2 separate regions of the Homo sapiens genome follow, and region 1 is linked to region 2. Evidence: read pairs that join two places in POLR2A ChIA-PET (ENCODE). Cell type or tissue: MCF 10A. All regions are shown on one strand. Links, peaks and the distances in the headings refer to the core of each region. The heading gives the core; the rest is flanking DNA.

Region 1 (2,824 bases), core at 253-2,752, 88 kb after region 2:
ACCACCGTTGCTATCCTTATGCCCTATTAGAAATAGACCCTTCATTTTTAATATTATTTACGTATGCATACGTGTGTATGAACCACAGCGTGTTTGTGTGTATGTGTGAGGGTGGACGTGTACATGCATCCCATCATGTAGCACTTGACTATCTCTCTAACCTCATCTCACTTTCAGACGCTCAGGCCTTGAAGTTTCTTAAACATGTCAAGACCTGCTTATTTGCCCCACCCTGAGAGAGCTTCTGTATTTGCTTTTTTCCTGTGTGGAATATTCTTTCCCCACATATCTACATAATGCTTCCCTTAATTCACTCAGCACAAATCTCTCCTTATCAGTAAAGCTTTCTGATAAGCTAACAGAGCTAGCCTTCTTGCTCAGCCTTCCTCTAGCTCTCTTTCATCCTTTACTTTTATCCATAACACATTTTCACATGAACTTGTATCATATGTCCATTTGTTTATCTCTTTATCATTGCTCTTCAGCAGGAAACCTAATTTCCCTGTCTGGATCACCACAGTATTTTCAGTATTTAAAGTAGTTTCTGGCATATGATAGGTACTTGAAACATGTTTTTTTTAAATAAATTAATCATTGATTATTGAAATCAGCAAGGTTGCTTGCAGTCTATTGCAAGGGATATATCACAAAATATCACTGACTGGCTGCATTAAATTTTGATTTTCCTAATACGTATATATTTTAAACAACTTGACTGAGTAAAATCCACTAAAAATACATGGCAAGCAAGACACAGTATAACAAATCCAAAAAGAAGACATTAAAAGAAATCCAAGAGAAAAAAAATAGAAAATCTACAAGAAATGATCATCAGACTATCAGCTGATTTTTCCTCATCAAAATTGGAAGCCAGAAAAGCACAGAAGATATTTAAAGTGCTGAGAGAAACTATCAACTTTGAACTGTGTACTTAGCAAAGCTGTCTTTCAAGAATGAGGGTAAAAGACATCATAGATAAATAAAAACTGAGAAACCGTCAGTAAGGAAAATCCGAAAAAATGTCCTGGAAGAAAGAAAACAATCCCAGAACAGAGGTTTCAGATACAATCATAAATGGTGATAAGAAAAATGGTAAATAGCGAGCAAGTATAGAGAAACACTGATGGTTAAAACAGTACAATCATACCTCGTCAGTGCTACTAGTCTTTTATAAATACAACTAAAGTCCTAAGCATGTAAGTTAGGACATGACTATTGCTTTAAAATAGAAAGAAAACATAAAGTTCTTGTATTGTTGGTGGGAAAAAAAAGATAGTGAAGTTTAGGATGTGTTATAAGTAGGTTAAATTTTTAAAGGTAGTTACTAAAATAATAGAAAAAAAGTGTGCATTTTCTGAAAAAAGAGGTCACATAGAGAAAAAATAAACTAATTTAATTAAAAATAAAGCAAGGGGCGGGTGAAAGTAAGGGGACAAACCAATAATGGAACAAAAAGAAAAAACAAAATAAGATGATAGAGATATGTTTCAGTATATTATAAATCATAACACATATAAGTGAATTGAACTCCCCAATTAAAATACACAGTCATATTAGAAAACAAATCCAGGAATGCTGTTTATAGGAGATAGACCTAGTATGTAATAAAGAGAAAGTCTGAAAGTAAAGGAATGGTAAATGATAAGCCAGGAAAATACTAGAAAAGAAAAAAAGCTGTTTTTGCTATATTAATATCATAAATATAATTGAGGATAAAAATATTTACTTAAGATAATTATTAAATATTAATAAAGGATTTATAAGCATATAATAGTCTTAATTTTACTGTACCTAATAACAGAGTTTTTAAATATCTAAAGCAAAAATTAACAGTTCCATAAAGATAAAAAAATCTATCATGATATGTGGAAACTTCAACACCACATTTTTAAATAGCCATTATAGAATCTTGCAAAAATCCTGCAGCCAAATATGGACTATTTTAACAAAATAATTAATAAGCTTGTGCTAATGGACATATAAAATATTACACTCAATAATATGTGGATGCCGATTCTATTTAAGCACACAAAGAACATTTTACAAATAGCAAGAACACTTGTCAATAAAGCGGGTCTCATAAACTTCCAGGAACTAGTATGATACAGATCAAATTTTATGAATGTCTTATATTTAAATTGAGTCAATAACAAAAATTGTGACTAAAACACTCATACGTTTGGAAATTTAAAAATACACATTTAATACACTAATGGCTCAAAAAAGGAGATAATGGAAATAAGACATTTTAAAAACTAAACTCTTGAGAATTCTTTATAGAAAACAGCATGTAACTCAAATAGTACTTAAAGAAAAATTTATAGCTCTAATAAGTAGAAAAGACTACAGGTTGTAAAATAATGAGCTAAATAATTTAAGAAATTATTAAAAGAAATATATGACCTCCCCCCAAATAAAATAAATAATAAAAATAGAAGAAATTCATAAAATATATGACATCTACAAAGGCCAAAGTTTGCTCTACAGGAATTAGAGAATTGTCAAACTTCTGACAGAGTTGATCAAGAAAAAGAGGAAAAATAAGCGGTATGATAATGAAAAAGATATATTGCTAAAGCTCCTGCAAACATTGAAGTGTTAAAAGAGGATATTATGAACGGATTCATATGACTAATTTTGAAAATTTGGCTCCAATATGTAAATGTCAAGAAAAAATACAACACTCCTAAATTGACTCAAAAAGAAATACAAATTCCAAATAGTTTCATAATAATGAAAGAATTTGAATCAGTAGTTACAAATCTTCCTAAATAACAAGGCTCTGTGACTTTAGAGGAAAGTTTTACCAAACGTTGAGAAAACA
Region 2 (2,824 bases), core at 20-2,519:
AAATAGATCACCCCCAGAGGGAATGAATCCATTCATACAAAGACCTGCCAGGCTGTTTGACACTAGTATCTCTGTCCTATGTGTCCTATGTGGAAGGTGGGTCTAGGGCTGCCCTTAAATAGATGTGAATAGTGTAGACTTTTCAGGTTCCAAGTTGATGAAACTTCCAAACCTTTGGTGATCTATTGGGATTGAAAGTTGATTACAACTTTCCCATTGCTAAATATCTGAACACCACCTCAAGTCAGTCACACAAGGAGCTAGGGCCCCAAGCACCCTGGAAAGACTAAGAAGCCAGACTTGCCACCATCCTTAGGCTATTACTTTGGCCTGGTACTTACTAGCTCTTAAGCCTGGTACTCAATGATTTACTGTTCAAGTGCCTGCAGTGGTTCTTCCTAATTGCTGATCTCATTTTGCACCCAAGTGCCAAATAGTCCCCTGGAGACTACTGAGTAAAACAACAGGAAAAGTTCTAATAACCATCAGGATCCTTAGTAAAATGCAGCTCTTAAAGTAGAGGACCTTCCTGGAACCATCCCAAGTAGCCTGACACTCCTGTTTTCTTTAGGCACTTCATGTGCTTGTCAGTTACTGAAATTAACTACATTTCATAAATGATTCCCTCTGCTGGCTACTTGGGCGACAAAGTGGTTTTAGGGACTCACTTTATTTACATGATTACCCTAAGGCAGGAAGGAAATATTGTGCATAAGGAAAGTGCTGTGGGGAGAAATCTTTGACTAAAGAGTAACAACATCTGAGAAAACTGTTTATAGTAGATCCAGAAAAGTGCAAACAAATGAACAGAGCTGGCAGCTCATTCTGAATCTGAGATAAGCAATTCTAAATGAGACAGCTGGATTTTATATAGCGCACAAATACGTGCTATGAAACCCAGATCAGACAGACTCGCCAAAATATCCTAGACTGCTGGAGGTCAGTACAGGTCAGCTAAATAAATTAAATCCTGAGTACACTACCTTGGTCTAATTGCCTGGTCTCTCTGGGCTTACCTTTGTCTTTTCATCACTAGCTCCACCTATCCTTTCATCTATTTTCTACTTTCGCTTAAAGTTTATATTACGGTGCCATCAAAGATAAGTTTCTATGTTACAGCCCCAAAGTAAATATTAATACTTCTATGTTACACTGTAGTGAATTTCCTTTTTAGTTTAAAAAATCTGCTTTTCAAAAGGTAATCGACCACAATGGATGTGGTATAATTCCAATCATCAACAGAAACGTTCCCTCTGTTTCATTCTTTGTATTTATCTTGAGCAGCATAAACTCTTCTTTCCCACATATGAAAATCTTTGAAATGTTTATGGAAATGCTTACTAAATGAAGAAGTTTGCTAAATGTCCCAAATATTATTAAACCTGTACTATTTACGTGTGCTTGGCTATCAAAACTGACTCCTTGTTACATAGATGTCTGGGAGAGTCATCCTATGGGCAGATCTCCAAAACTCTCCAAAACAAATCTCCAAAACTCTATGACTCGTGTATTGTAGACTTTTGGTGGTTGCTCATTACAGCAGTTTTCATCTGTTAGGTGGTTTGAAGCATTTAAAAGTCAGATAGTTATATGCTGTTATCAAAACACAGATCTAGAACTGTTCAACTGTCATGCATTAAGAGTTGCTATGCAGGCATTAAAGATGTTATAATCCAGAGCTCTTTTGAGGCACATGGACATGATAAGACTATCTAATATTGGCTAACATTTGTTGAGTGCTTGCTAAATGTCAGGCTTTAGGCTGAGATGTTTAAATGAGTTTCTGTATTTACTCTTCATAAATCTATGAGATATAGTCCTATTTGCATATGAGGAAATTAAGGCCCACTAAAAGGGAAAGTAAGTTGCCCAAGGTCACGCAATTAGAAAAGTGGCAGTGGCCAGTGGCGGTGGCTCACGCCTGTAATCCCAACACTTTGGAAGGCTAAGAGGCTCACTTGAGCACAGGAGTTCAAGACCAGCCTGGGCAACATAACAAGATCCTACCTCTACAAAAAATTTTTTACAGGAAAATGAGTTGGGCATGGTATCACAGGCCGGTAGTGCTAGCTATGTAGAAGGCTGAGGTGGGAGGATCACTTGAGCCCAGGAGCTAAAGGCTGCAATGAACCATAATTGCACCACTGCACTTCAGCCTGGGTGACAGAGCAAGACACTATCTCAACGACAAAACAAAGAAGAAAAGTGGCAGACCCATGTGTTGGTCCTATAAAGGTGTATATACTGTGGAGCCTGCTTTTTGAACCACTGCCAAGTACTGGTCTGGCAGGCTGATCATTGTTTCCTTTTCTTTTTTTTATAGCAACAAGCACAATACAACATGGATGCTTATTATGAAAATATCTTGAATAAACACCCATGCAGCAAACTTTTCAAGTAAAAGAAAAAATAAAGAGATTGACTTTAAATATATTTTTAAATAGATCATTTTTTTTTAAATCACTCCATACATGAAAGTCAATAAATATTTCTGGAGCCTAGACAATAGCTGAGGTGATATTTTAGCCCCTGGGGACACATAGTAGTTAACAACACACAGTAACGTCAAAGAAGTGATAGAGCATGATGGAGGATGGGTACACTGGTCAGGAAAATTGACCTGAGAAGGTGATATCTGAGCTGAGAAGATAACCAGGTTATCACTAAAGAAGAGATCCTTTGAATAGGATCTTTTCATGCAAAGACCCTGATGTGAGCCTGGTCTGTTAGAGAGACAGAAAGATTTTCCAGGCTGCAGAATAGTGAAAAAAGGGTTGGCAGAGGAGCATAGAGTAGGGTAGAGAGTACATAGACATCACGTGTG

The links. Peaks named below come from ENCODE experiments on the same cell type or tissue, not always from the same donor. Only the 100,000 strongest peaks of a DNase experiment are listed, where the experiment ranks them.
Region 1: POLR2A ChIA-PET joins it to region 2 with 5 read pairs; 2 of 35 experiments call an interaction of 5 or more read pairs at or near these places.

The regions. Positions count from the first base shown.
Region 1 is chr7:18,801,660-18,804,483 of GRCh38, reverse strand. The region is part of intron 17 of HDAC9 (histone deacetylase 9); the gene reads right to left. Among named protein-coding and RNA genes, the nearest start is that of HDAC9-AS1, 99 kb to the left of the region's middle. In MCF 10A, for the core only: no CTCF peak of the experiment used is centred there; no DNase peak of the experiment used is centred there.
Region 2 is chr7:18,889,075-18,891,898 of GRCh38, reverse strand. All of the region lies in intron 22 of HDAC9 (histone deacetylase 9), which reads right to left. The region is part of intron 2 of HDAC9-AS1 (HDAC9 antisense RNA 1); the gene reads left to right. Among named protein-coding and RNA genes, the nearest start is that of HDAC9-AS1, 12 kb to the left of the region's middle. In MCF 10A, for the core only: no CTCF peak of the experiment used is centred there; a DNase peak (open chromatin) is centred at 1,478.